2 separate regions of the Homo sapiens genome follow, and region 1 is linked to region 2. The links are chromatin loops, found by intact Hi-C in ENCODE. Cell type or tissue: B cell. All regions are shown on one strand. Each heading gives the region's core, and the rest is flanking DNA. Links, peaks and the distances in the headings are about the cores only. Region 1 holds the start of DDX11 (DEAD/H-box helicase 11). Region 2 has its middle 55 kb from the start of LINC00941.

What was found. Peaks named below come from ENCODE experiments on the same cell type or tissue, not always from the same donor. Only the 100,000 strongest peaks of a DNase experiment are listed, where the experiment ranks them.
Region 1: it touches region 2 in a loop (10-fold over the local background); 7 of 110 quality-filtered maps call a loop at or near these places.

The regions. Positions count from the first base shown.
Region 1 is chr12:31,065,035-31,080,870 of GRCh38, reverse strand. It overlaps DDX11 (DEAD/H-box helicase 11), which reads right to left and starts at 7,011. Exons shown (of 27, transcript NM_030653.4): 1 at 6,780-7,011; 2 at 2,334-2,481. The coding sequence starts at 2,477. It overlaps DDX11-AS1 (DDX11 antisense RNA 1), which reads left to right and starts at 7,024. Exons shown (of 3, transcript NR_038927.2): 1 at 7,024-7,676. RefSeq lists enhancers at 265-821, 5,767-6,296, 6,157-6,316, 6,847-6,956, 6,829-7,360 and a silencer at 14,262-14,556. In B cell, for the core only: no CTCF peak of the experiment used is centred there; DNase peaks (open chromatin) are centred at 6,740 and 7,020; H3K4me3 peaks cover 1,797 bases; H3K27ac peaks cover 1,255 bases.
Region 2 is chr12:30,842,825-30,858,660 of GRCh38, reverse strand. No RefSeq gene overlaps it. Among named protein-coding and RNA genes, the nearest start is that of LINC00941, 55 kb to the right of the region's middle. RefSeq lists enhancers at 6,980-7,329, 9,778-10,322. In B cell, for the core only: CTCF peaks have their summits at 7,180 and 7,382 (motif pointing left); a DNase peak (open chromatin) is centred at 7,200; H3K4me3 peaks cover 1,102 bases; H3K27ac peaks cover 1,574 bases.

The DNA.
Region 1 (15,836 bases), core at 2,801-10,800, 220 kb before region 2:
CAGGAGGCTGACGTGGGAAGATCACTTGTTGCCAGAAGGTTGAGGCTGCAGTAAACCATGATCTTAACACTGCACTCGGCCCTGGGCAACAGAGCAACACCCTGTCTCTAAAATTAAACAAGGCAGAATGAACATGCACTCATCTGTGTTCCAAAGCACACTAAAATTAACCAAAGTAATATGGAGGCTTACACCCACAAAAAGAAAGTGGAAGGAGTAATATGTTTTAGGAGAGAGGGAAAGAAGGCAGAGACATGGAAGTGATTTCGGCAGAGACACTCAAGCCCAAGTGTCCCCAGAGATCTCCCCCACTCATTCTCAGAAAGACTCAGGAAGTGGTAGGAACACAGCAGGCCACTGAAAACAAAGGGACGGGTTGAAATTCTTTTTAAGAACAATTAGATTCTCAGGTTGCAATCCCTGCTCCTGCTCCTTGCAGAAGACAGGAAGTGGGCTCTAAGTGGAAGCTGAGCTAGGAGAGCCCTGGAGGCAACCGGCAGATTGAGGAGGCAAGAGGGAGGGGGAGGAGGGCCAGGCTGAAAGCAGGCACTGAGGGGGACTCTCCACCTGGATCCCCTTCCCCAGACCACCTCCCGGAAGACCGGCTATTGGGCTTCAGCGTCTGTACCTGCTGGGCCAGGGCTCAGAGGCACCTGCTCTGGAGAGACTGAAGACTCTAGGGAAAATCCCACAGATGTGCTGGCAACTGGAGGCCCCCAACAAAGGAGCCCAGCCTGGCAGCCACAGCCAGTGCCCTGCAGACTCAGCCTTTCTGTGCCCTGTTCTTCAGCATACACAGGCAGTCCAGGGCTGCCAGACGTTTGAGGAAAGCCTCCAAACGGACGTATACCCTGATGTGGTGTGGGTGCGGCCGTCTGTCCCCATTAACACTCATGCTGAAATCTGTCAAGTCAGTCTGAGGAGCAACTAATTCAAATGACAGGGAAAGGATGGAGGATTCCAGGAGGGCTCCAAGGTAAAAATGGAATTGGTCACTGCTGTGGACTGAATTGTATCCCCACCAAAATGCATGTTAAAAAAATGTTTTTAAAGAACAAAAACAAAACAAAAGAAGCTGTGTATGGTGGTGTGCACCAGTAATCTTGGATCTTGCCAGCCACCAGGTACTTGGGAGGCTGAGAGGGGAGGATCGCTTGAGTTCGAGACCAGCCTGGGCCACATAGTGAGACTGCCCATCTTAACAAACAAACATATGTTGAAATCCTAACCCCGCCATGTGACTCTACTACAGATCTGGCCTTCAAGGGTAAAGGAGGTCATAACGGAGCAGCCATAAGGGAGCAGCCCTTGTCCTCATAAAAGAGAAAGAGACACCAAAGATTTGTTTTTCTCCTCCTCGTCTTTTCTTGCTCCACAGTAAGAACGCAGCCATCTGCAAGCCAGGAAGAGACCCCCTCCCCAGAACCAGAACCCTGCCAGAATCTGGATCTTCAACTTTCCAGCCTCCAGAATGGTGAGAAAATAAATTCCTGTTAAGTCACCCAGTCTATGGTATTTTACTATGGCAGTCCTGGCCGACTAAGACAGGAGTTATCTGTATGGAAAATCATATTGAGAGGCCACTGGATGATGTGGGAGGAACTGGCATAGGTATATTAAAAACTAAACTAACTTTAAAAGGGCAATTATTAACTAGAAAAAACAGAATATTAAGACATATTGTTCAAGACAAAATTATGTTCAAAACATAATCATAACACACTGGTTCACTCAGCAGAGACTAAAACTTAGAATTATATTTGAAGGATGGGGAACGGGAGGGAAAAGAGTTGGTAAGAAAGCCGTCTCATCTACCGTAATAGGTAGGCACCAATGACTTCAGCCTAATTTTTCTCAGACCACAGAGCTATGTTTAAGACTTTAGGCCGGGCACGGTGACTCATGCCTGTAATCCTAGCACTTTGGGAGGCCGAAGCGGGCGGATCACGAGGTCAGAAGACTGAGATCATCCTGGCTAACACGGTGAAACCCTGTCTCTATTAAAACTACAAAAAATTAGCCGGGCGTGGCGGCGGGCACCTGTAGTCCCAGCAACTCAAGAGGCTGAGGCAGGAGAATGGCGTGAACCCGGGAGGCGGAGCTTGCAGTGAGCCGAGATCGTCCCACTGCACTCTGGCCTGGGCGACACAGCGAGACTCCGTCTCAAAAAAAAAAAAAAAAGACTTTAATAGAGGAAGTGACTATTACTCAGATAAACAGAGACTACTCTGCCCAACTTCAAACTATGAAAATCTCTGGATAGGCAAACAGGAAAAGCTAGTACGGCTGCTGTTAAGTTGTCCTTTTCAGTATCTCTCACTGTTCATACTCACAGTGCCAGTTGGACTCTCAAATATCCCAATCTTGCCAGCCTCCAAAACCCGGTACAGCTCTGCCATGAAGTCTTCCTGGATGGAATAGGGTGTGAAGGGAAAAGGAAAATGGATGGCACCAACCTTCTGTGTTTCATTAGCCATGGACCTAGGAAAAATAAATACAACATTAGGGAGCTCTCTCATGGTCCAGGAAGAAGTGGCTTGAAATCTGGAGCATTATTTAAGAGCAGTCTCCACACTTATTACCAAATTTCTCCTTTTTTCTGGGAAGCAGAGACCATGTTCTCTCCATCCTTCGCAGCAGGTCCACGTGAGGCCATACCAGAATCACGCACTCCATCTAGCGGCATTTAACGGCTGTAGCAGAATGCAGACCAGGAAAGCCCCTAAACCCAATCTCCCCTGCATTTCACCGTGGCTCCGATACCTTTCTAATGCCTCTACAAAAGGCTTAGAGCTCTCTTCTCACAGACCAGCACCCCTAAGATCAAGGGTGTTGCTTATAATGACTTTTGCAGCTTTCTTCTCCCACGTCTCTGCAATGCACATTCACAAGCCGAAGCTACTTCACTTTATCCCGTTGTGAAGTCCTGGAAAATCATGACGCACAGGCAGAGGACCATAAGCACAGCTTGTTGTTTGGATAGCGCAAGTTAACATACACGTCCCTATCTTTTTTTTTTTTTTTTTCGAGACAGAGTCTCACTCTGTCGCCCAGGCTGGAGTGCAGTGGCGCAATCTCGGCTCACTGCACGCTCCGCCTCCCGGGTTCACACCATTCTCCTGCCTCAGCCTCCCGAGTAGCTGGGACTACAGGTGCCCGCCACCACGCCCAGCTAATTTTTTTTTTTGGTAGAGACGGGGTTTCACCGTGTTAGCCAGGATGGTCTCGATCTCCTGACCTCGTGATCCGCCCGCCTTGGCCTCCCGAAGTGCTGGGATTACAGGCGTGAGCCACCGCACCCGGCCTACACGTCCTTATCTTACAAGTATCTTTAGTTTGCTTCTTAGTTCATCCTGGCCTCCATTTCCAGCACCGAACAGAGCCACCACCTACTAACTTTTCTGGCCTCTAGACCTATGAGCTTTCTGTTTGGTTCCAGACAGGAGAGCTCTCTTCACAGCCACGGGGCTCTGGCTGGAACAGCTTCCCAGTACTGAGACCAGGCATTTCTCTTTCCTTGCTAGGCTAAGGTCTAAGAAAAACTCTGCTCCACGTTGACGTCATCTTTTTTTTTCTCCTCTCCTGAACCTAATTATCTCTGAGACAGTGATTCAAGGAAGAAAGGAGAAGTAAACGCTATCTGGAGGCCTGACTCTTCCATCCTGGTTCCCACACCTCTCTCTTTGGAACTCACTTCTCCAAGCTCTTTGCCAGGTCTGTCTCTTCTAAGCACAAATGTTAGTAAGTCCCAAACCCATTTTACTAATATTAGTAGATCGAGAGCCCATCTTTATAACTTTGGCCTCAATAAGACTAGTGATAGTGTCACTCTATTTACGAGGGGAAAGGTAGTTGCCACGATGCTCTTCGGTTTAGGGGCAATTAAAATGACTACAGATTGGTGGCAGTTTATGGATTTGCACAAGAAGAGAGAACTCACAGAACTAGCATTATTTTACCCTCTGTCTTCACAGAGGTATATTTGGCTGTTTTGTTAGACATTCTGGGGACAAGAAAAAATGAAAAAAGAAAAACATGACTACAGAGGTAGAGGAATTATTACAAGAAGGGTAATCAAAAAACATGATTTACAATTCAATCCTGAGAGAGGGGTATGTACTGAAAAAGCTTTAACACATGAAGGAAAGGGGAAGAAAGGTACCTAACAAATTTTTGAGTACCTCCTATGTGTTAAACACTCTACAGTGGTCTTTTGCTTTTATTATCTCATTTAATCTGTACAACACTATAAGGATACAGCTACTGGATACTGATGCTTACAGAAATTAAATAATTGCTCAAAGTCACAGCTAAAAAGTGGAAAACCAGGGATTCGAATCCAGGTCCAAATGACTCTGCTTTAGTGAAGCTCATCCGGTTGCAAGAGATATCCAGCATAAGTGAAGGGAGGTTCACTGAAGGGAGGTTCACAAACTGAGAGTAAGAATTGAAACTATCTGGGAAAGCCAAAAACAGAGGCAGACTACAAGCTGCAAGGCAGCTCGGACTTCAAGACAGCTCCAGGAACGTCACCAGCAAACACACACCCACGGGGTTCACTCTCCTGCTCAGCCAGGTGCCGGATACAGCCACAATCTCACTCCCTCAGCGCACTCGGTTTCTGCTTATCCCAAACTTTCGCTTACACGTGGCCTCATCAGCCCCTGGACCTTTCAGCTTCAGCTCCCACTGCCAAGTAAAAAGTCTTCATGTCTCCTCGTTCTGAATCCCAAGACAAAAAGCTGACCAGCAGCTCCTCTCAAGACAGAGCACTGGTCAGCCTGAGACTGGTCAGGCTCCCAGCCTCATCTACTCAGCTCGGGCCTTGCACTTGCTGCTCCCCTTGGCCTGGAGAAGGAGTCCTCCTCAATATCCAGGCTTTGGCTCACCTCCTCAGAGAAGCCTCTCCGGCTGTCTGGCCGCTGGACAGTGGTCAAACACCACCCCCACTCCTCACCCCCTAGCTTGCTCTAAGTCACTTTTAAAAAATCACATTACTCTGTATTTAATTTATTCATAGCTCTTAGCACCATCTGAACCTATTTATTCTTCCTCACTGGAATATACGTTCCATAAATAGAGGAACCTTGTCTGTCTTGCTCTTCTCTGGCTCCAGGACTCAGAACTAGGTGCTTCGACACCTCATAGGCATTCAACAAAAATCTGATGAACGAATGAGTAGCCAGCCAGACATCGGGGCTGTAAGTGAAGGTTTCTCTTCCGAGGCTGGGTAACGGAGGTCCCATGACTTGAATACCTATTAGTTAAATGGCCAGTTCTTTAATGGTTTCAAACCGTTTTCAGATAACCCCACAAAAACCCTGTGTGGTATTTTTATAAGCTCTATTTTATAGAGAAAGAAACTGAGACTCAGTAAACTTATATGACTTGCCCAAGGTCACTCAGCAAGTGCTTGAACTCAGGATTTGAACCACATCTGCCAGACCCCCAAGCCACCTGAAACTTTCTATCTCCTCACTTTTCCTCCCACCAGGATAAGTGGGATAAAAAAGACAGACTTGGTTACCAAACTCTAGAATGACAACACTAAACAATACAGAAGAAACGTAAGTATTATTTCACTTCCCCATCAGTGGTAATTATGGATCTCATTATTCCAGAAGCAGCACAGGCTAAATCATAGAGGTTTAGATAAATCTGAGTATAACGGATTCACTAAGCCCTATTAAAAACATTTGCAGTGACTTGTTCAGCCCTCTTCAGGTTGGCTGTGTGGAGGACAACCATCACCTCCCAGTGCCAAGGCACACACCAGGACAGCAAAGCTCACGCTCATAAAACGAGGTTAGAGTTGTGAAAGCACTTCAGGAACATATTAGTTCTTAACGTGTTCATTTTCTTCAGTCCCCAATTATCACTCATTACTGAGTACAGACTATTGTTGTGGGCTCAGTTGTGTCCTCCCCACATTGATCTTGGACATCCCAAGCCTCTGGGACTGTGAGAAAACACATTTCTGTGTCTAAGCCACCCAGTTTATGGTATTTTGTCATGGCAGCCGGGGCTGACCAAGACAACTATGTGGCAGGTACTATCTACCGTATGGCCCTAAAATGTTTTAACTTCACACACCTGGAAAGCACCACAGCCCCAAGAAAAAAGCTTTTCCGCACTGCTGTTAAGCCAGGGCCACACACTGCAGTACTGCGGTGCTCCACCAGCTGGAGGATGGCCTGGCCCATAATACCCGCATTCCCACCTTGCTCTGGCCCTGTGTCCCCTCCAACGTGCATCCTGAGCTCGCACCCTGTGTGGAACCCAAACAGCTGCTTATCAGCATTTAAGTCCATTTTTATGACACTTCCGTCAACAATCTGGTCAAGTGCACTCATTCCTGGCCTCCGTACTGTACCCTGCTCCGCCTCGATTCCCGCCCTGGGGGAAGCTAGACTCATGCAGCTAACTTTATCGGCTCTGGGCTCTGATTGCCAAGTTTAGGATCCCAGCTGTATCCTTGCTAAAGTTAGCATCGCTGGGGCTCAGTTTCCGTAAGAGACAGGTGGGTTACAAGCGCTCACTCACTGTTGCAGTGTCTTATCTACGTAAGATAATCCATGAAAAGCTCAACACAGCTGGGCCAAATCTAAGACCCAGACACGCGGCTGCTGTTAATGCCCACTTCTGCGCACCGCCCAGTTCCACCGCAGGCACAACCTTCCTAGGCCTACCCGTCCCCACACAGGGGTTCCCGCTTGTCAATCACGCTGGCCCGGCCCTCCACTTCCGGAATGTTTTCCCGCTCCGGACGGGCCACCCACCTTTGCAAATAGGGGTCCGGCGCCGGAACAGACGCCCAGTTTGCGATTTCACCAGTCTGCCCTTCCTCGTCCCGCTGCTCCTCGTCCTAAGGAGCTCTGCTGCCACACAGCACTGCGCTCACCTTCTTCGCCGGCAGAATTGCTACGCTGAAAGCCAGGCCCCGGGAATCAGGGCAAACGCCACTGAGTTAGAAACTGGCGGGTCCCCTCAGTGAAAGGCAGCCGGAACAACCCCCGCCGCTGCGCATGCGCACTCCGGGACGCGCGCGAACACGCAGCAGCGAGAATCTACAGGGGCGTGGTTTGCGCACGCGGGAACTGGGATCTCAACCCCAGGGCTAGGTGCCTCCTCCCGCTGCTTTCCGCCAGCTGCGGGGTGTGAGATTAATCCCCGCCGATTAGCGCCAGGTGTACTAAGCGCTGGATGGTTCCCTGACCAGATGAAACATCAGCCGATGTTCTAATGCCGGTCCCCTGGGCGCTGTCCCCGAGAGGGAAAACCTGTTTTCTGACCCCGGCTCTAGTCGGCCTCTGGAGGTCTGCAGCTGGGTTATTTTACCTTTGAAACGGACGACACCTGCCCCGTGCACCCCAGCGGCTCCTCCACACGGAGAGATGGTGTCAGTCAAAGGCCGTCTAGATGACGAGTTTATGAAATTGTTCCTGGCCCGTGCCGGGCACGACCTTGCAGAGAGCCCAGAAGATGAAACCCCAGCCCTGCCAGGAGCTCACCTGCTAATTAGGAGGACAACGAATCACCTCACCTCCCTAGACTTTGCTTCTCCTTTATTCAGTGAGGGATTGGACTAGCTGGTCCTTGAGGACTTTTCAGAAAGTCTGGTTCTGGGAGATGACCAATGGGATCATCTTATGCTATGAGCTTTCCTGGAATGACAGGTAATTGGTGCGCCTTCCCAGCAGGGTCAGGGAGAGTTGCTGGGACTTGAAGGAAAGGCTTTTGGGGAGAGGAGCCAGTGTTACAAACTATCGAAAAGCTTGGAGGTGGGAAATTTACAAAAGGTGATTCCAGGGTCAGCTTTTTTGTCACCTGCTTCCGACTTCGGCAGTTTGGAGAGGGCGAGTAAGTAATACCCTTCAGGGTCTTGGGATGTGGCCCAGCAAAATCCTTAGAGGGACTTTGAAGTCTTAGTTTTAAGTTTAGAATTAATGGGCAGAGTACTTAAATAGCCATTTCTCCAAAGATGTATACAAATGGCCCACAGGCCCATAAAAATGTTGCATTCCACCCTATAACATGTTTTTGCATAAAAAAGTTTTAAAATAACTGTTGTCTGGTAAATTGACACCTCTGGAATAGAATGTATGCTAGGTTTTTTACCCTACTGCTTCAAACCCCATCCTACACACACACTCCTAGGGTGTGCATCATCCAGTTTAAGAAGCACCCTTGGAGAAACAAAGTTGATAGTGTGTCCAGAATTGATGGGTTCTTGGTCTCACTAACGCAAGACTGAAGCTGCAGACCCTCGCGGTGTTAGTTTTTAAAGGCGGTGTGTCTGGAGTTTGTTCCCTCAGATGTTCCGATGGGTTTGGAGTTTTTTCCTTCTGGTGGGTTTGTGGTCTTGCTGGCTCAGGAGTGAAGCTGCAGACCTTCGCCTGAGTGTTACAGCTTTTAAGACGGCATGTACTGGAGTTGCTAGTTCACCCCGGTGGGTTCGTGTATCTCACTAGCTTCAGGAGTGAAGCTGCAGACATTTGCAGTGAGTGTTACAGCTCATAAAGGCAGTGCAGACCTAAAAAACAAAAAGAACAAAGCTTCCATACTGTGGTAAGAAAATCCTAGTGAGTTACTGCTGCTGTCTTAGGGCAGCCTGTGTTTATTCTCTTCTCTGGCCCCACCCACATCCTGCTGATTGGTCCATTTTAGAGAGAGCTGATTGGTCTGTTTTACAGAGAGCTGATTGAGCCGTTTTGACAGGGTGCTGATTGGTGCGTTTATAATCCCTGAGCTAGACACAAAAGTTCTCCAGGTCACCACTAGATTAGCGAGATACACAGTGTCGATTGGTGTATTTACAAACCGTGAGCTAGACACAGAGTGCTGATTGGTGCATTTACAAACTTTGAGCTAGATACAGAGTGCCGATTGGTGCATTCACAATCCCTTAGCTAGACAAAGGTTCTCCAAGTCCCCACCAGATTAACTAGATACACAGTGCCGATTGGTTCATTCACAAACCCTGAGCTAGACACAGGGTGCTGATTGGTGTGTTTGCAAACCTTGAGCTAGATACAGAGTGCCCATTGGTGTATTTACAATCCCTTAGCTAGACATAAAGGTTCTCCAAGTCCCCACTAGACTTAGGAACTCAGCTGGCTTCACCAAGTGGATGCGGCAGCGGGCAGCAGGTGGAGCTGCCTGCCAATCCCGCGCTGTGCACCGGCACTCCTCAGCCCTTTGGGGGTTGATGGGACTGGGCACCGCGGATTAGGGGGCGGCGCTCGTCGGGGAGGCTCCGGCCGCGTAGGAGCCCATGGCTGGGGCGCCGGCAGGCGGCTCAGTCATGGCGGGCTGCTCAGTCATGGTGGGCTGCAGGTCCCGAGCCCTGCCCCGCGGGGAGGCAGCTAAGGCCCGGCGAGAAATGGAGCACGGCAGCTGCTGGCCCAGGTACTAAACCCCTCACTGCCCGGGGCTGGCGGGCCGGCTGCTCCGATTGCGGGGCCCGCCGAGCCCACGCCCACCGGGAACTCGCGCTGGCCCGCAAGCGCCGAGCGCAGCCCCGGTTCCCGCCTGCGCCTCTCCCTCCACACCTCCCTGCAAGCTGAGGGAGCTGGCTCCGGCCTTGGCCAGCCCAGAAAGGGGCTCCTACAGTGCAGCTGCGGGCTGAGGGGCTCCTCAAGCGCGGCCAGAGTGGGTGCCAAGGCCGAGGAGGCGCCAAGAGCGAGCCAGGGCTGCGAGGGCTGCCAGCAGGCTGTCACCTCTCAATAGGACGTGAAGGTCGGTCGGGGTCTGGTTGTAGAAGGCTTTAAACAACAAGCTAATAAATTTATACTTCACACTGTAGACAAGTTGCAAGTCACTGAAACATTTTTAAACAGAGGAGTGGATTTGCAAATGCAGTGTCTTGGAAATATTAAGCTGGAAGCAGTGTGAAGGATGGTTTGGTGGGGAGAGACCAGAAGCAAGCAGCCAAGTTGGGTTGTGCAGTAAACCAGGCAGTGCAGTAGAGGCTTGGACCTCAAGAGTGACAATAGACATGGAGAGGACAAAGGCCGTACCCACCAGGCTGTAAATCTGCATTGTGTCCCTCCATCCTCCCCTCGCTTCTGCCCTGGAGGCTTATATTTAGAGAGCTGTACTCCTAACGTGAGGCCCTGGGCTTTGTCTCAAAGGTAAAGGCAAAAGTTCCTTATGTGGACTACCTCTGCATTTGTTATTAAACAGCCTTAGATGATGCCATTAATTGAATGAACTCAGAGGCCTTCTTGATAAACTCTCAAAACTCAGGGCTTAGGAAGAAAAGTGCTTGTACTAATGTAGAAATATTTTCTATAACCGGACAGTGAGAGCTGTAGAAACCCATTATGCATTCTTCTTTGCCTTCACTGCTAGTGATCTCAGGGCTAAATATTGCACATTGTTTTAGTTTTCTTTGGCAAGCATTTTTTAATTTTGTTGTTGTTGTTCTCATTCCTTCTTGCTAATTTTAAGTGCATGTTCTAATAAAGTCTGACTGCCTGGTGGGCAGATCACGAGGTCTGGAGATCGAGACCATCCTGGCTAACATGGTGAAACCCCGTCTCTACTAAAAATACAAAAAAAAAAAAAATTAGCCGGGCGTGGTGGTGGGCGCCTGTAGTCCCAGCTACTTGGGAGGCTGAGGCAGGAGAATGGCGTGAACCTGGGAGGCGGAGCTTGCAGTGAGCCGAGATCACGGCACTGCACTCCAGCCTGGGTGACAGAGCGAGACTCCGTCTCAAAAAAAAAAAAACAAAAAAAAACAGTCTGACTGCCTGGATCCAGATATTCCCCACTCCACCATTCAACTGGCTGGATGACCTTGGCCTATGACTTAAGCCTTCTGAGTCTCTGCTTTTCTCACGAATAAAATAAAGATAATAATAGGACCTATGTTCTAGAATTCTTATGAGATAAATGAGATAATCCTGGTAACATAAAGGGCTTAACATCTTACTTGTCATTGTGGAAGCTTAACAAATGGTAGCTATTACTGATATGAATTGGGTTTGGTTTCAGCGTTCCTCTGCTTTTATTATAAATTTCCTTAGATCCTCTTCTAGAAGGAGAGCATGTAGGAGGTACAAGTTTGTTTTCAACAAGCAATTCTCTTGGGAACTAAGAGTGAGAACTGAGTCACTTCTGCCATAAGGGCAGCAAGCCTTTCATGAGGGATGTACCCCCATGGTCCAAACATTGCCCACCAGACGCCACCTCCAACACTGGAAATCAGATTTCAACATGAGACTTAGGCCAAACAAACCACATCCAAACTGGAACACCTAGGTAGTGGGAAAGGCTCATGAAATGTGCCTGTGCTATAAGAGAAAACATTATCAGAGACTAGATTGTTCTGTCCCCAAAACCCTATATGCCTCACTCTGGAACAGCGCAAGATGCACCCTAATAATATTTACTTCTCTGAACCCCAGTTTCTTGGATTATTATGTCTATCTTGATATATTACTTTAGCTCATTAAGCCACACCGTAGTGGGGGTGGGACATGGTGTTTCTTCACATAATAGGTTGATGTACTTAGTCAAACTAAATTTTCAGTGGTGTTTGAAAATGGGGGGACTAGAACTCAGGAAGGTGGTAAAAGCTGGATATATGGATTTGATCACCCCTGGGAAACAACAACAACAACAAAAAACATCTAAACTAAAGCTGTGGAGGTAGTAAGATTACTGAAAGGAAAAGTTTCCAAAAGGAAGGAGGTATCCACATATAAAAGAATGAAGTAGGATCCTTGTCTTATACAATATATCCAAATTAACTTAAGATGGATTTTCTAAAGTTAAAATGAAGTTAAAATTAAAAATTAAAGTTAAAAGCTATAAAACTATAAAACTGGTAGAAGAAAACAGAGGGGAAAAGCTTTATGACATTGCATTTGGCAATGATTCCTTGGCTATGACACCAAAAAGCACAGGCAACAAAAAAAATTGGTGATGAGTTGAGGGATTTGTAAAATAACATAAAAATAGATGAATTGGACAACAACAAAAGTTACAACTTCTGTGCATTGAAGGGCAGGATCAACAGAGTGAAAAGGCAACCTACAGAATGGGAGCAAGTATTTGTAAATCATCTATCTGATAAGGGGTTAATAACCAGAATATATAAAGAACTTCTATATCTCAGCAACATGAAAACAATCTGATTAAAAAAATTGGCAAAATACTTAAATAGATATTTCTCCGTAAAAGATGTGCAAATGGCCCACAGGCACATGAAAAGATGCTCGACATCCCAGTCACTGGGAAAATGCAACTCAAAGCCACGATGAGGTACCACTGCAATCCATGGGGATGGCTACTATTACACACACACACACACACACACACACAGCCAGGCACAGTGGCTTATGCTTGCAATTCCAGCACTTTGGGAAGCTGAAGCGAGAGGATAACTTGAGGGCAGGTGTTCAAGACCATCCTGTGTAACATAGTGAGACCAGATCTCTGCAAAAAATTTAAAAAAATATTAGGGGGGAATCGTGGCACACACCTGTAGTCCCAGCTACCCAAAAGGCTGAGGTAGGAGGATTGTGTGAGCCCGGGAGTTCAAGGCTGTAGTGAGCTATAATTGCACCACTGCACTCCAGCCTGGGTGACAGAGCAAGACCCTGTCTCAAAAAAAAAGAAGAAAGAAAAAACCTCAACCCAAAAGGAGCAAAACAAAAAATAAATGATGGCAAGGATATAGAGAAATTAGAACTTTTGTACATGGCTGGTGGGAATGTAAAATGGGGTAGTCACTATGGAAAAAAATTAAAAATAGAATTACCATATGATCCAACAATTTCACATCTGGGTTTGTAAACAACAGAAGTAAAAGCAGTGTCTTGACATTTTTGCACACCTGTGTTTATAACAACATTATTTGCAACAGCCAAAAGGTAGAAGCAACCCAAGTGTCTATTGACAGATAAGTGCATAAAGTGTGGTATATACATACAATGGAATATGATTCAGTCTTGGAAGGAAGTTCTGACACATGCTACGACATGGATGAGCCCTGAGGCTATTATTTGTATTAGGGTTCTCCAGAGAAACAACCAGCAGGGTGTGTGTGTGTGTGTGTGTGTGTGTGTGTGTGTCTACACAGAGCGAAAAAGAGGCTTAAAGAATTAGCTCATGCAGTTGTGGAGGACTGGTGAGTGAAAATCTGATTGTATTGGCTGGCAGGCTGGAGACCTAGGGAAGAGTTATGGTTCAAGGCCAAAGGCAGTCTGCTGGCACAACTCCTTGTTCAGGGGAAGTCAGTCTTTGTTCTAGTAAGGTCTTCACCTAATTGGATGAGGTCCACCCACATTACGGAGGGTAATCTGCTTTACTTAGAGTCCATTGATTTAAATGTTAATCTCATCCAAAAAACACCTTCACAGAAACACCCAGAATAATGTTGGCCAAATGTATGGGTACGGTGGCTCAGCCAAGTTGACACATAAAATTAACCATCACATTATACTCAGTGAAAAAGCCAGTCAAAAGACAAATACTGTATTATTCTACTTACATGAGGTTGTTAGAGTAGTCAGATTCATAGAGACAGAAAGTAGAAGAGTGATTGTCAGGGGCTGGGGGAAGGGCAAATAGGGAGTTGTTTTACGGGTGTAAGAATTTCAGTTTTGCAAGAGGAAAAGTTCTGGAGACTGGTCGCACAACAATGCCAGTATGTTCAACATGAATGAAGTGTACATTTGAACAGGGTTAAGGTACATTTGATTATGTATATTTTATTAAAAGTTTTTGAAAAAAAATGAGGAACAGAGAATGACCTTTAGGAAATATCCACATTTGAAGATGGGAAAGGAAGATGAGAGAATGATGAATCAGTGAAATAGAAGGCAGTTTACAGCTATCTGAGCCAAAGGACAAAATGATCAACACTGAAATATAGTACAGTCAAGGTGAACACTAATTAGAAAAAAGTCTCCTGGGTGTGATCATTCAAAGGGCAACTGCACTGAGTTGAGTGTTAATACATTAGTTTGAACAAAACCACTTTGCACGGTGAAGATGACTCTAGGTGATGCGGTTAAAGGAGGAAACCTGGAGGGGCGGAGAGAAACAGGAGAGGAATGGACTTGAGGGTGGAAGGAAAGGAGACCATGCAAAGGAAGACCCTGGAGATACAGATAAAGTGAGAGGGCCACTTTTGCCTCTGCCTTTGACATTTCCTCCTGCCGGGTAGCCTGACTTGGTCAAGATTCTAAAAGTTACGAGATAAGGGGCCCCATAAATCAGACTAAGCTGGGGCAGCTGCCCTAAGAATGTGCAGCTAGGGACTGGTGGCAAGAAACAGACCATGGCAGGTTTGGAGAGATCCTCAAGGAGTCCAAGCCTGAAGTAAATTGCAGTGGAAGCCAAAATGTCAAAGACAAAGTACAAAGCTAGGCTGAAGACCAAGTGGACAAATGCCAATGCACAGTCACGGGCTGCATAACGATATTTCAGCCAACAACAGACTGCATATAGGAAGGTGGTTCCATAGATTATAACAGAGCTGAGCAATTTCTGTGACCTAGTGGCATAGTAACTATCATAACATGGTAGCACAACGCATGACTCACATGTTTGTGGTGGTCCTGGTATAAGCAAACCTGAGTTGCCAGTGTATAAGAGTATAGCTTGGAGAGTTACATACAGTACACAATACTTGATAATGATCATAAATGACTGTTACTGGTTTATGTGTTTACAATACTTTTATTATTATTTTAGAGTGTACTCTTTCTAGTTTTGTTCTGTTTTTGAGACAGAGTCTCGCTCTGTTGCCTAGGCTGGACTGCAGCGGCATAATCATAGCTCACTAAAGTGTTGAACTGGGCTCATGCCATCCTCTCACCTCAGTCCCCCAAGTAGCTGGACAACAGATGCACACTATCACACCCGACTAATTTTTTTTATCTTTACTTTTTGTAGAGACAGGTTCTTGCTCTGTTGTCTAAACTTGTCTTGAACTCCTGGCTATATGTGATCCTTCTACCTTGTCCTCCCAAAGTACGGGGATTACAGGTGTGAGCCACCATGCCCGGCCTCTGCTTTCCAAAAACGAAGCTGACTGAAAAGCAGATTCAGCCAAGATCCTTCAGGAAATATCCCAGAAGGAAGCATTGTTACCATAAGACGCGGCAGCTTCATACGCGTTACTGCCCCTGAAGACCTTCCAGTGGGACAACACGTGGAAGACAGTGATATTGATGATCCTGACCCTGTTTAGGCCTGAGCTAATGTGTGTGTTTGTGTCTTAATTTTTAACAGAAAAGTTTAAAAGAAATTTTTTTAAATAGAAAAAAGCTTATAAAGAAAAGCTGTACAGTTGTGTTTTAAATTAAGCGTTATTACAAGAGTCAAAAAGTTTAAAAAATTAAAACGTTTATAAAGTGAAAGAGATACAGAAACCTAAGGTTAATTTACTGAAGAAAGAACAATATTTTAACAAATTTAGTGTAGCCTAAGTGTCCACTGTTTATAAAGTCCACAACAGTGTGCAGTAATGTCCTAGGCTTTCACCTGCACGCAACACACACTCCCTGACTCACCCAGAGCAACTTCCAGTCCTGCAAGCTCCATTCATAGTAAGTGCCTGTGTGTGGAAAAACCACCTCCAATGTGTTTTTCTTCTGCTCTCACACCACAGCAACCATCAACATGGAAGACTTCTATGACGACATACAGGGGAATTTCTCCCCACACACCAAGCAAACAAGCAGTTCTGGAGGGGACACCAGCTAGGTGTCCTCCAGTTCAATTGTGACACCGCCTACCTGGAGATAGCATCAGATCCCACAGGTTGTAGGCTCATTCTCCCAAGACTGTCCCCTCCTTCCCAAGATAGCAAGTCCAGG
Region 2 (15,836 bases), core at 3,159-11,158:
CTGACTAACAGTGAAACAAGAACTACAAGAACAGAGTGGTGAGTTTGCACAAAGCTAAGCGTACTCTATTTGTGGGGATGTTCTTTACCCTTTGGGATTCAGAGATTACTTTTTTCGGCATTAAAATATCTTTAAAAATGATGAGCATTTATTTATTATGTATTTAATTTCCTTTCTTTTTACAAATGGGAGATTAATTTTAAACAATATTTTAAATTAATTTCTGTGATTTTTCTGTTCAGGAACTTCGCCCATATTTCCACTGGATGTTAATGTTTTTCACATTGATTTGCAAGATATATTTTTAAAACATTAACTCCTCAATAGACACACGGGCCTACTTGAGGGTGAAGGGCGGAAAGAGGGTGAGGAACGAAAAAATGCCTATTGGATGTTATGCTGATTACCTGGGTGACAAAATTATCTGTGCAACAAACCCCAATGACACGCAATTTACCCATGTAACAAACCTGCATGTGCACCCCTTGAACCTAAAATAAAAGTTGGAAAGCAGAAAAATAAATAAATACAATTGAAAATAAAAACATTAATTTCTATAGAAAATATTTGCGAAAATATCAGTTTGTCACATGCCTCTTAATTTGATGTACCCTGCATGCTTTTTGATGTGCATTTAAATTTCATGCATTCACATTCAATTCTTTCTGCAATCTAGATAATAAAAACCGTGAAAATAAATTAACTCTATTCTACATCTTATCTCAACTTTGTATGACTTTTTTTTTTTCGGGTAAAAATATTTTTCCAGTTTATTTTTACAGTTTGACTTGCCAAGAGAAAAAAAGATTTCAGAGAATCAATATGGTTCTATTTCTTTTTTTTTTTAAAGTGAAAACAGTATGGTATTTATTTATTTATTTATTTATATTATTATTATACTTTAGGGTACATGTTTTAGGGTACATGTGCATAACGTGCAGGTTTGTTACACATGTATACATGTGCCATGTTGGTGTGCTGCACCTATTAACTCGTCATTTAGCATTAGGTATATCTCCTAATGCTACCTCTCCCCACTCCCCCCACCCCACAACAGTCCCCGGTGTGTGATGTTCCCCTTCCTGTGTCCATGTGTTCTCATTGTTCAACTCCCACCTATGAGTGAGAACATGCGGTGTTGGTTTTTTGTCCTTGCGATAGTTTGCTGAGAATGATGGTTTCCAGTTTCATCCATGTCCCTACAAAGGACATGAACTCATCATTTTTTATGGCTGCATAGTATTCCATGGTGTATATGTGCCACATTTTCTTAATTCAGTCTATCATTGTTGGACATTTAGGTTGGTTCCAAGACTTTGCTATTGTGAATAGTGCCGCAATAAACATACGTGTGCATGTGTCTTTATAGCAGCATGATTTATAATCCTTTGGGTATATATCCAGTAATGGGATGGCTGGGTCAAATGGGATTTCTAGTTCTAGATCCCTGAGGAATCGCCACACCGACTTCCACAATGGTTGAACTAGTTTACAGTCCCACCAACAGTGTAAAAGTGTTCCTATTTCTCCACATCCTCTCCAGCACCTGTTGTTTCCTGACTTTGTAATGATTGCCATTCTAACTGATGTGAGATGGTATCTCATTGTGATTTTGATTTGCATTTCTCCGATGGCCAGTGATGATGAGCATTTTTTCATGTGTTTTTTGTCTGCATAAATGTCTTCTTTTGAGAAGTGTCTCTTCACATCCTTTGCCCACTTTTTGATGGGGTTGTTTGTTTTTTTCTTATAAATTTGTTTGAGTTCATTTTAGATTCTGGATATTAGCCCTTGTCAGATGAGTAGGTTGCAAAAGTTTTCTCCCATTCTGTAGGTTGCCTGTTCACTCTGATGGTAGTTTCTTTTGCTGTGCAGAAGCTCTTTAGTTTAATTAGATCCAATTTGTCAATGTTGGCTTTTGTTGCCATTGCTTTTGGTGTTTTAGACATGAAGTGTATGACTTGTTTTTACTTAAAATTTAATGTTTTAAATTTACTGTCTCCCTCCATCCATTTGACTTGATGTCCTTATTTGGACGGATTACACTGTTGTAGGTGGTCTCTTTACCTTCCTGGCTCTCCTGGGTAGTGCTAGTCTCAATGGAATGGGCTCATCCGTCCTATTACACCTTGTGAAAGCTTGAGAGCTGTCATCAACACACCTGGCTGCTTTGTTGATTGTTCTGTAATCCATTTAAAACAAACAAAGAAACAAAAGTAATGTATTTTAAAATAACTTCCTTATTTTTCTAAAACCTTAGACTCTCCCTTTCTCAGCTTACATCCCAATGTCTTTTTTTTTTTTTTTTTGAGATGGAGTTTTGTTCTGTCGTCCAGGCTGGAGTGCAGGTGCGGCGGCATGATGATCTCGGCTCGCTGCAACCTCTGCCTCCTGGGTTCAAGCCATTCACCCACCTCAGCATCCAGAGTAGCTGAGACTACAGGTGCATGCCACAATGCCCTGTTAATTTTTGTATTTTTAGTAGAGATGGGGTTTCATCAGGTTAGCCAGGCTGGTCTTGAACTCCTGAGCTCGAGTGATCTGCCTGCCTGGGCCTCCCAAATTGTTGGGATTACAGGCACAAACCTCTGCCCCTGGCCCCAATGTCCTTCTTGATGGACTCACTAGCATAAAACTCCTTTGTTAGCTCACCGTTACAGGGTTCATTCTCAACAATTGCTATTATAATTTACACTTTTCAATAGTCGCTAATTCAATGTTATAACTTACAATTACAACAACTATTGTTACCATTTGACTCAGAGGGGTTCACAAGAGAAACAAAGATGGGGTGACCCTCTGGGGCCCAACCTTAATCTGATGGTAACCAAAAAATGGTGCCTTCTACACTGGCTTTGCTGCTGGGTAAATTCACTCTCAGCCACCCATTTGCTCTACTGTGTGAAATTGTTGCCTTAATTTTAGAGCATTTATTGTTTTCAGTGGGAATTAGGGGCTTCAAACAGGGCCAGAAATGGAAAGGGTAGTCATGGCAGGAATATGAATTGGGCACCATGGTAGTGTGGAGAGAGCACTGGGTGTTTGGACCCCAGGACTCTAATCCTGACAGTAATGTTTAATTATGGGACCTGGAGCAGGTGGCCAATTCTCTGTGCCTCATCTTTCTGCATCTGGAAAACAAATACATTGGTCTTTATATGGGGGTACCCACACAGGCCACCAAGGTGCAAAATGAAGATATTAGACTTTATATGGATAATTATGCTATCTTTAAAAAAATCTATCTGGATAGTGACTGGTTCCCTACATCAGGCAGTCATGGCACATAGATGTTACTGAGGGAAGGAGGGGGTTCATTATGCAAAAGTGTGGACAATGGCCTCCTGACTACTTTGTTAGCTTTCATATTGCAATGTTTTGCAGTTTGCTCATGCTCCATTAAAATGTATTATCTGGTTTGAACTAAACTAACCCTCATGAAATGGATGAGTGACTTAAAGATTCCTGCAAAGAACCACCATGGCACACATTTACCTAAGTAACAAACCTGCACATCCTGCACATGTATCCCAGAAATTAAAATAAAGATTTCTGCAAAGAAATGGGTAGGTTGAAGAGAACAGTAATTATACAAAGACAAGAAAACAGCAAGCGAATGTCAGAATCAACCCTCCTGTGCCTGGAATAATCTCTGAATCAGTGTCACTATTAGCTAAAAACAATGAAGACCTAATTGGATCCAACAAGAAGTTGTCTTAAAACCCCCAAATTCTCTTTTTATTTTTAATTTTTTAATTAAATTAATTTTTTTTGAGACTGAGTCTCACTCTGTAGTCCCAGCTGGAGTACAGTGGTGTGATCTCAGCTCACTGCAACCTCTGCCTCCCAGTTTCAAGAGATTCCCCTGCCTCAGCCTACTGAGTAGCTGGGATTACAGGCACCTTCCACCATGCCTGGCTAATTTTTTTTTTTTTTTTTTTTGTATTTTTAGTAGAGATGGGGTTTTGCCATGTTGGCCAGGCTGGTCTCGAACTCCTGACCTCAGGTGATCCACCAGCCTCGGCCTCCCAAAGTGCTGGGATTACAGGAGTGAGCCTGGCCCCCAATTCTCTTAAGATATGGATTTCTTCCTCTTACTAACAATACACTTTGTTCAGTGTGCACATTGTGCCTTTGCCAGTTATCTTTTTCAGCTCTGACAACCATTAAAAGCAAGCCTGAATATAAATGAAACTTTCGAAAAAAAAAAAGAAATTGAACTTTTGAATTGATGTATGAAAAGTCTGGTATTTGAGATATTTGAATTGATGTATCTCAAAGAATAATTCCAAGGTTTTTTAAAAAGGTGCAAATTCTACCACATTGCTCTCACTACAAATATGATTATGGATAATATTTTAATGAGAGCAGACATTTTTATGTAATTAATAACTAAAGGTGAATATGTTAAGAACTTTTTAGTTTTTATAGCATATTTTAAAAAGCATTTGTTTCATAGTGAATATATTAGTAAGTACATACATGTATTATATAGAAAGAAATACCTCCTCCGCTGTCTGGCTGTGTGACCTTGGGCTAGTCTAGCAGGGTCCAGAGGACTCAGTGAGAATGACAGAATCTGTACCTCGTGGGCTGGGCAGGGGTTCCAGGGGCGCTGGAAAGCGGGGTACTGTGGAGCCCTGCGGGACGCTGTGCCCCACGGGGTCTGTCTGGGTGTGGAGGCAGCTGTCCAGCCAGCGGAGGTGGACCCGGCCCGGAGCTCAGACAAGCATGTCGGTTCCCTGAGAATCCCTTGGCTAAAGGCTGCCCTTCCCAAGCCCGCCCTCTCCCTGCAACCCAGTTAAGCCATATCCAGGGGTCCTGGTGCCTTGCGACCCCACAGGGCCTCAGGAGTCTGGCGGTTTCCCACACCTTTGCACTCATGCACCTCATGGGTGGGCGACAGGTAGATCAGACCCTCCTAGGGCTCCAGCGCTCCTGGCCCTGCGGGGTCAGAAATAGGGCCTGTGTCTGCACCCTCCTCCCTCCTGGACCTTGCAGACAGCAGCGAGCCCCAGGCGCAGTTCTGCCCTTCTACCCGGGTCACGGGGATGCTGCCTGCAGCCCTGCCTCCTGGAGGGGCCCACTTACCACAGACAGAGGCAGGAAGGACATGTTTTCCCCTTTTTGGTTCCAGGGGTGATGTCAGGTCGAGAGGCGGCTGGTCTTGGCAGTGGGATGTATGACCTGCCGGCCTCTACTTGCACCCTTTACTGGACCCCACAACTGTTAGCCCTGGGCCCCCCTCACCCCTCCCCTGCAGCAGCCACAGCCTCCTGATTCTCTGACCCATTCTTCAAGACACAACCAGAAAGCCAATGTGATCAGATGAGACCTTCCCTTAAAGCCCTTCACAGACCACCTTATCACCCAAGTAAAGGCCCCCTGCCCCATCCAAAAAAAATATGTATATGTCTGTGTGTGTGAATATATGTATGTGTATATATGTCTGTATATGTATATGTATGTATATGTATGCATACATATACATACACATGTATGTGTATGTGTACGTATATGTATATGTATGTATACATGTACATACATATATACACACACATATATGAATAATGTGCTCTATACTTTTTACTGATTGAAATATCCAATCAAAGAAGGGTGACAACGTAGATTGGGTGGTTGTTGAGCAGTCTTTTGGTGGTGATAGTCTCCTTGGAATCTGTTTCAGAAACCAGGCACAGTTATAGGAGAAGCTTTTTGGAATATATTAAGATCAAACACTTAGTAATGATTTTTAAAAGATCAAGCATCGTTTATTGAGACCAACAAATAACTTTCACCTTTTTACTACTGTGGAACATAAAAATATTAACGGAGGATTTTTTTTCTATTTTAAATGTCCCTCACTGCTGAACTGCTCATAGATATTATGTTTTTAAGGGAGTAGTGGAATTAATCATTAAATGCAAATTTACTACTTATATTTCCCAGAAAGTATATCATGGGAATTACAAATAATCTCCATTTTCTAAAATTATCCTCAAATTTATAATGCTATCAGGATGTAAGGTGAGTTAAAGTACAATTGCATTTTTTTAAAGTTTTAAAAACTAAAACTGAATGTAGATAATTCCAAAATATTTTGAGAAGGCCTCCTCAGTGTTCCATGATTTTGACATGTGTGGTTATGTGGAGGCTCAGTGAACCCGCAGGGTAACACACTTCTATTTTTGGATGGAGGCATGCAGGGAGAAAGGATGAAAAGGACAACGCAGCTTTGATAGGAAGCCTGCTTTTGGGGAAGGGATGGTCCACTCAGGCTTCCTGGAGGGTGGGAGTTCTTCCTGCCCAACATTGCCCCTCGTTTTCCCAGAGGAGCTTAAAACCCCAGTGAAAAAGCCACAGTTCCTGGAAAGTGTTATGGATCTGATAGCATTACATTTTATAAGCTATTAATACCCAAATTCACCATGTCCAAAAATGAGTTCCTTAATGACTAAGCCCCCTATCCATCACTAAACCAGCTTTGTCTCTCTATCAAAGTAAATGGCCCTGATATGGCTCCAATGACTGGAGGAACATCAGGTCCTTGGTCTCATGCTGATTTAGATAAAATGACATGGACACATGCGGAGTGGTTTAAGGAGCGGATAATTTAATAGGCAAGAAAGAAGAAAGAAGAAAGAAAGAAGAGAACAGCTCCCCTGTACAGAGACAGAGGGAGGGCAGAAAAGTGGTCGGTTATATGGGAGGCTGGAGGAGGCAGTATCTGATTTGCATAGAGCTGTAGGGTCCAGCCCTACTGGGTCTGTGGGTTTTTCTCCTGGTGTGCGGAGATGAGAGGTCGTAGAAATAAAGACACAAGACAAAGAGATAGAAGAAAAGACAGCTGGGCCCGGGGGACCACTACCACCTAGATGTGGAGACTGGCAGTGGCCCCGAATGCCTGGTCGCGCTGTTATTTATTGTGTACAAGGCAAAGGGGCAGGGTAAGGAGTGTGAGTCATCTCCAGTGATTAATAAGGTCATGTGAGTCACGTGTCCACCGGACAGGGGGCCTTTCCCTTTTAGGTAGCCGAGCTGGAGAGAGGACAGCTTACGTCATTATTTCTTCTATGCTCTTCTCAGAAAGATCAAAGACTTTAATACTTTCACTAATTCTGCTATTGCTATCTAGAAGGCGGAGCCAGGTGTACAGAGCAGAACATGAAAGTGAAACAGGAGCGTGACCTCTGAAGCACAGCATCACAGCGAGACGTTTAGGTCTCCGGATGGCTGCGGGCGGGCCTGACTGATGTCAGGCCTTCCACAAGAGGTGGTGGAGCAGAGTCTTCTCTAACTCCACCGGGGAAAGGGAGACTCCCTTTCCCGATCTGCTAAGTAACGGGTGCCTTCCCAGGCACTAGCGTTACCACTAGACCAAGGAGCCCTCTAGTGGCCCTGTCCGGGTGTGACAGAGGGCTCACACTAGTCTTCTGGTCACTTCTCACCATGTCCCTTCAGCTCCTATCTCTGTATGTCCTGGTTTTTCCTAGGTTATAATTGTAGAACAAAGATTATTATAATATTAGAATAAAGAGTAATGCTATAAACTAATGATTAGTAATATTCATATATAATCATATCTATATTCTATGCCTAATATAACTATTCTTATTTTAAGTATTTTCTTTATTATACTGGAATAGCTTGTGCTTTTAGTCTCTTGCCTCGTCACCTGGGTGGCTTGCCGCCCACAGAGGGCCCAGGGGATTGGTTTGACCAGGTGTGTCATTCACGAAGCCCGTGAAAAACCCGGCCCTCCCACCTTATCCTTTTAATGTGCAAATGTGGGCCGCTCTGATGTCCTGAACACATGCAGTTACCTGGAGGTGGCCATGACACTTGGCATACCTGGTGACAAGAAGAAGGCACGAATCACCATATTGGGTGGACTCAGCTTCTAATGGCCTGCGTTTGCATATCAAAGCTTGCCAGCCTGGCCCTTTAATTTGCCTTTCTGTTAGAAAAGAAATGATTTGGCCAGGTGCGGTGGCTGATGCCTGTAATCCTAGCACTTTGGGAGGCTGAGGTAGGCGGATCACTTGAGGTCAGGAGTTTGAGATCAGCCTGGCTAACATGGTGAAACCCCATCTCTACTAAAAATACAAAAAAAAAAATTAGCCAGGCTTGGTGGCGGGCACCTATAATCCTAGCTACATGGGAGGCTGAGACAGGAGAATCACTTGAACCAGGGAGGCAGAGGTTACAGTGAGCCCAGATTGCACCATTGCACTCCAGCCTGGGCGACAGAGTGAGACTGTCTCAAAAAGAAAAGAAAAGGTCTGGGGTTGCTTTTATTAAAAGAAAAAGCCTTACCGAGAATTCCTTTTACCCTTTCTATCTGCCTAAAAATTATTTCTTAGTAACTCCTGTATCATTCCCCCGCTCAAGAGAAGCAAACCTAACTGCTGTCAGGGGGTGTTGGATGGCGATTCTTTCTGGCTACTTCCTGCTGAAAAGGGGTATTGTGTGGGGAACAGCAGTTGTGCCTTCTCCTGAGGTTTATCTAAGGGTTCTTGGAAGAATGGCGTGACCATGTGTAAAAAGTAAAGTAGAGGTTCCTCTTCAAAGACTTTCCGCCCCGTCTAATAAGAAATAAATAGTAACTTCTCTTAAAAGCAAAATTTATTCAAAGACCTGTGCTAACATTCTTAAATATCTGCTAGCCATAATAAAGAAATCAATGTAATTTATGTTCTTAGCTCCCACAATTTAGCCTAAATATTTGCCCTGGCATGCTTATACTGGTCCAAGCAAGCATTAGATCATAGTCTGTTCCTCTTCCTTATTTAAAAGTGTTTTTACCTTTCCCAGCATTCCACAAGTTACTTCCTCCTTCTTTTGTTCTCCTCTACCTTTGCCTCTTTTAAAAAGTTCTAAGTTGCTAGCCAATCGGGACAAATACAGAATGTGAGGTCCCATTCCAGCTATTGGAAACTGGACACAGCAGTAGGGTGGACGCGTCAGGTTATAAATGACCCTGTCTCCTTTGTTCAGTGTACTCTCCTGGCAAAACTGCTGGCGAGTGTACCCTTTCTGCAAGAAGTAAAAATGGCCTTACTAAATAAACTGATGCTCAAGTGCTATTTCTTTACAAGCATTTCAAACACGTGTGGCTTTGCTCGCAGCACCGTTTGGAGTTTGATTGCTTCCAGGTGAAAAGAGATAAATTTTATAAGAAAATTTAAAATATAGGGTTAGAATGTGAGTATTAAGATTACCACCGTGAGTGGGGGTCCTATAGACCCTGAGTTTCATACCTATTAGTTACACCATGGATTGCAATACCAGTATCTCGCTGTACATTACCAGAAACATTAATATAAAAGAAACATTTTCCTTGAGAAAACCATACATTTCCCCTTTGACTTGCCATTAGAGAATAACTTTAAGCTTAGGCCATTTTCCTAACTTGCAATATGCTTGGGAGAAATACATTAGTGGGTGGCTAAAATAACTTTAATGTTAATCTTGACAATTCCTTTCCTTTAATAATTTCATGACTTTCACAGACCCTCTTACAACATACTTAAACTTTCTGACTTGCCCTAAGCATTCATCCTTTAAACAACCAGTCATTTCCTTTTAGGACAAGTATTTACCAATGAAAATCTTTTCTTACATAAAATCTTCCTTTATAATCTTCTCTTTATAGCTTAGAGCACATTATATTACCAACCTTCAGAAAAAGTCCTATTAAACGTAATGATAGTAAAACTTTCATCCTTGCTTCTTATCCACAACTATTACTCCTGCTATAAGCGACACAATTTTGACTAAATCTTTCCTGCAACTATCAATCCTGTTATAAGGTTGATAATTAGGCAAAATATTACAGCAATTAGAATTTTACAACCAGAATTCCACATCTTGGGTGCTACAGTGTGTAGTTCTATTGTAAATAGTAGCGTGAGTATAACAGTTCTTACAAGAGTGGCATAGTGAATAATTTCCATTTAAAACTTTACTTACCAAGATATAACATTTCTCTTTGGGGAGCTACAAAGTTACAAATGCGATTCTATGAATAATTAAAATCTGCCTGCAAATATGCTTTAAAAAGAAGTTTTAATATTTGGTGGTGAACTTTGAGAGTAAAGGGTAGAAATAGCAAAAAGTATCTGGTGAGGCAGGAGTGGGACTGAGTAAGATGAGTAGCCCTCACTCAGTTACTTATCTTTTATGATTTTCAGCTTAAAATCTTCTCTTTCTGGCCCGGCGCGGTGGCTCGCGCCTGTAATCCCAGCACTTTGGGAGGCCAAGGCGGGCGGATCACGAGGTCAGGAGATCGAGACCATCCTGGCTAACACGGTGAAACCCCGTCTGTACTAAAAATACAAAAAAAAAAATTAGCCGGGCGTGGTGATGGGCGCCTGTGGTCCCAGGTACTCCGGAGGCTGAGGCAGGAGAATGGCGTGAACCGTGGGGCGGAGCCTGCAGTGAGCGGAGATCGCGCCACTGCACTCCAGCCTGGGCGACAGGGAGCCTCCGTCTCAAAAACAACAACAACAACAAGAACAACAACAACAACAACAAGAAAAAGAAAAAGATCTCTTTCTCCGCATTGATATTCAGGATATTTCTCTGGGCTGTTAGGGGCTGCTCCCTCAGCTCTTCAGGCTTTGACTTGAGTGTGATGTATTTAGAAGTCGATTCCTGTAACTTTTACTGCCGAGGGGGTTGAAAGAAGAACAGTGTAGGGCCCTTCCCAGCTTGGCTTAGGGAAGGAGACAGAGATGAGAGTTTGTACTAATACCAAATTTCCTGGGTTAAATAAAGGTGATCCTATTTTATTTCTGTAGGGGAATACTGATGTTTAATTTCTTTTTTGGAGCCTTCCTAGATTAGAAGGGCTTGAAGTGCATTAATGCCTTAAAGCTTCCTTGCCTCTGACTTAGCTTTGCCTGATTAGCCATTCTATTTCCTTTGGCTACCTTATCTGTTTCCTTTTGATGTCCCCTATAACGCATGACTGCTATTTTTTGTGGAAGAAAAACTGAGGATAATAACCTGCCAATTTCCTGGCAATATTTTATAGGAGATTCATTAGTGGTAAGAAAATGCCTTTCCTTTTGAATCGCAGCATGAGTATGGAGAGTTAAGAAAGCATACTTGGAGTTAGTATAAATGGCAGCTACCTTCCCCTTGCTTAATTTAAGTGCTCTTGTAAGAGCTATTAGCTCAGCTAATTCAGCACTTGTGCCTGGGGAGAGACGTTAAGAGTGACGACTGCTTATCCTGCCTTATGTACTTCTTGCTTTACCAGCTGTTTGTTAGCTAAGAGCTCCCCCTAGAGGACAGTAATCCTCACACATTATGTGAAGTGTAAACAGTTAAATTATTTCCTAGGGTTAACTTGGAGGCTTTTCTGACTAGTAGAGTTATTATGACTTGGAAGCATGTGTAAATAGGTCCTCCTAACTACAACTATGGTTGAGAAAAATATTGGATTAGAGTTTTTCCTGAGACACCCCTTACGGTCGTACTATGGGAAGAGGAGAGGCCTGGATTAGAGAGGAGAAAAGGGAGAGACTGGCTCTAATGTTTAGAAGGAGGTCTACTTTCCTTCCTTTAATTTCCAGAATTAGCCGGGGCTCCTGTGCTATAATGGCAGTTTGAGCCACTGAAGCCAGGGTTTGAGCCCCAGGACCCATCAGTCCTGCGGGACCATCTGTGAGACTGGTCCTGAACCCAGTGGCCTCCATCTCTGGGGGCAGTTCCATCTTCAGTGGTCTCTGCCACAGCCTGGACAGGGTTGAGGTGGCTTTGTCTTGCTTCCTGGGGGTTCCTTTTTAAAATGCCCTGGGCTGCCGCACCAATAGCAACTAGCGAATGCACCTTGGGGATCCTGGATTTTGCAAACCTGCAAAGCAGCTGCTAGAGCCTCTGTCCTTCTCTTGAGCTTTCTCTCTTTCTTTTGGGCCTCCTCCTGGTTCCTGTTACAAAAGACCAAAGTGGCTACCTTCAGGAGGTTCTCTAAGGTGCTATCTGGTCTTATAGCCTGCTTTTGTATTCCTTTTAATATCGGGAGCTGCCTGTGTAATAAACGTGTCCTTTAGAATGAGCTGTCCCTCGACTGAATCAGGGTATAAAGAGGTGTACTTTATTAGTGCCTCTCTTAGCCTTTCCGTAAAGGCTAGAGGATTCTCATCTGGCTTTTGGTTTATCCTAGACAGTTTAGCGTAATTGAGAGGTTTGGCCCTGGTCTTCCATAGGCCCTTTAATATACATCTTAAAATGTGCCTCCTTTTCCATTCATCTCTTGAGTTATTGGGGTCCCAATCGGGGTTGTTTACCAGAACTGCTTCCCTTCCTAGTGGGAAAGGAGTCTACACGATTTTTTCGCTTTCCCTATCTGCGTTCTTCCCTTTTGGTATATTATAGGAGATATATTGCTCATCCCCGAAATCTCTGCTGCTTGCAGAATTGCCTGCTTTTCAGCTGCTGTGAGGGTATGGTTTAGGAGCAGCATAACATCCCTCCATGTGAGGTGAAACACCTGAGTTAAATTTTGGAAAGCTTCTATATACCTATCAGTGTCGTTAGAAAATCGGCCTAAGTTTCGCTTTATTTGCTTAAGGTCTTGTAATGAGAAGGGAACTTGAAGGGGCCCAAAATAAGGGGGATCCTCAGATGGTTCCCCTGGAAGTTGCTTTTCTAATTTGGGGGAACTGTTCTCCCTGGGCCTGCCCGATGTGATTGCTAAAAGACCTGGGTTGATCTTAAAATGCTTGCACGGGTTTTGTAAAAACACCATGCCCTTGTGTAAAAGAAAATGAGTCACTTATTTCTTCAAAGTCCTGAGGTTAAGGAAGTTCCAGTGTTTCAGAGTGCACTCCAGCGGGTGCAAGCCAAAGATAATCTGTTTCCCATCTAGAAAAAGAAGCAAGAATAAAAGCGTCCTTTTAGTCTCCTCCCTTTCCGTATGACCCAGGGTGGAGGAGGAGACAGGGAGCATCCTCCCACTGTTTTCCCTCCCTGCTTCCCGGGTCCTGGCACCATGTTAAATATGCGACCCATGGCTGTAGGCGTGGTCCTCCAATCCATCCATGGTCCTCCATCCATGGAACTGGATGAACTAAGTGATGGGACTAACCACACTTTACCCATGCAGCTTCAGCTTATCCACCTTGTGTGATTCCCCTTTGACTTCCTAAATCTGTGTGATCCCCCTGGCTCCCCGAAAAATGGATCTAGGGAGAGACTGTGTCGCCTTAGGGCAAGGCTCCTTTAACGGAGGCAGTGTGCTAGATTGCCTGCTACTATGGCCCGTGCTAAAGCATTTACTCTTAGACAAATGGTTCCGGTTAACTTCTGGACTTAAAATCCCCTTACTAATTAAATATCATTTTAATCGGAGACAGAATAGTTTCCTTAAAAGAACATAGGAACTAAATGGCCATTTTTCTGCTGATGGGTCAATATCGTGACAAAATTTGGCTGCAGAAGACATCTTACTCCTAACTGCAAAAGGCAGAAATTTCCCTTTTACAGAAGTAGATCAGAGCCTAGCTTCCAGTAGAAAAGGCGCAAAAAGGAAAAGTTGGAAAGCTGTAATATACTGCAGAGAACCAGCAATGTGTCTTACGGAGAGGATTTTTTTCTTTTCCTTTTTTTCTTTTTTTTTTTTTTTGAGACGGAGTTTCGCTCTTGTTGCCCAGGCTGGTGTGCAATGGCGCCATCTCGGCTCACCGCAAACTCCGCCTCCCAGATTCAAGCGATTCTCCTGCCTCAGCCTCCTGAGTAGCTGGGATTACAGGCATGTGCCACCACGCTCGGCTAATTTTGTATTTTTAGTAGAGATGGGGTTTCTCCGTGTTGGTCAGGCTGGTCTCGAACTCCGTACCTCATGTGATCCGTCCGCCACGGCCTCCCAAAGTGCTGGGATTACAGGTGTGAGCCACCGTACCTGGCCAGAATTTCTATTTCCACTAGGTGGCGCTATTGTCTTAGGAATACCATGTCTTACCAGCGAATTAGTAGCAAGTAACCTCACCACGTGGTGGGGAGGTGGTGGTGTGGTGGGGGAGGTGGCATTGGGGGGATGGCGTGGAGGGGTGGGAATCTCTGTTCCTAGAAGATTGCAAGGACATTTTCCTGAGCTATATCCCCAGTGCTACAGCATTTCCTGATCTTGCTTAACAGGATTACTCCCTTAGGCTGTAAAAATTCCTGCACATTCTACACACACAGAGAGAGTAAGAGACCACGGATAGAAAGAGAAAGAAAGTTTGGCGACAGAATAGCAGGAAGAGAGCCTTGAGATTAAAGGACAGATTTGAGTTTGAGATTTGCTCCACTCTGTACTCACCAATCCGTTGAATGAATTCCCGGCCAATGCACCAAAATGATATGGCTCCGATGACTGGAGGAACACCAGAGTCCTTGGTCTCATGATGACCGACATGGACACAAGTCTGGAGTGGTTTTAAGGAGCAGAGAATTTAATAGGCAAGAAAGAGGAAAGGAAGAAGAAAACAGCTCCCCCATACAGAGACAGAGGGAGGGGGATCCAAGCAAAGAGAAACCCTGTGTGTGGCAGAAAAGTGGTTGGTTATACGGGAGGCTGGAGGAGGCGGTGTCTGATTTGTATAGGGCCCAAGGGATTGGTTTGAACAGGTGTGTCATTCACGTAGCTGGCAAAAAACCTGGCCATCCCAACTTAGCCCTTTAGTATGCACATGCGGGCCTGCCATGATGTCCCAAACATGTGGAGTTATCTGGAGGTGCCCATGACACTTGGCATACCTGGTGACAAGAAGAAGAAGGTGGGAATTGCCATATTGGGTGGACCCAGTTTCTAATGACGTGCATTTGCATATCAAAGCTTGCCCGCCTGGCCCTCTTTAAGTACCTTTCTGTTAGAAAAGAAATAGTTTGGAGGTTGCTTTCATTAAAAGAAAAACCCTGACTGAGAACTCCTTTTACCTTCTCTATCTGCCTGAAAATTATTTCTTAATAACTCCTGTATTAGCCCCACCATCCACCCAGAGTCACTCAGGCCAAAACCCTAGAGGTCCACCCTCGATTCCCTTCTCCCGTTTAACTCACATCCAATCCACCATAAAGTCTTGTCGAGATGACCTCTAAAGCATTTCCCAAATGGATGCAGCTTCCTCCCTCTCCACTATGTCCAGCCTGGTGAAAGCTACCATCACATCCTGCCTGGAGTACTACAGCAGCCTCTTGCTTGGCCTTCATATTTGTATTCTCTTCCCCTTTCGGGTGTTCTCCATAGACCATCTGGAGGTTGTCTTTTTAATCTAAGTTGATCACATCACCCTCCTGGTTAAAAGCTTCCAGGGGCTGTCCATCTGATTTGCAAAGAAATCCAGACCCCTCTCCCTAGAAGCTGCATAGGGCCTGGGTCCTGCGGACCTTGCCAGTGCCTGCCCTTGCCTCCCTCACCCCTCCTGGCAGTAGGCTTCAGCCATGGTTGTCTTTGTGTCTGTCCCCTAAGTTTGTTCCTGCCTTAGAGACTTGTATAAGCTTCCTCTTCTGCAATGCATGCCCCTGAAAGACAGTTAATTTCTTTTAATTGCCTGAGTTTAGCCTAAACATCATCTCTTTAGGCCCAAACTAGAGGTCCTCCCATCATTCACCTATCACAACTCCTGATTATATTTTCAATACATTATGTACAAGGTGATCTAAAAGTTTTCATGCATTTCTGTACTTGTATAGGAATGGCCAGTGATGACAGGTTCATCTTGACCAGTGATGAGAGTTTCCAGTTCTTCTTAGTCAGGAACCCAGATAAGGATTTGGGTTAATTTCCTTTCTTATCAGATGTGCCATGGAGCTTTTTCCCAGTCATTTTGGATCAAGCGAAGTCC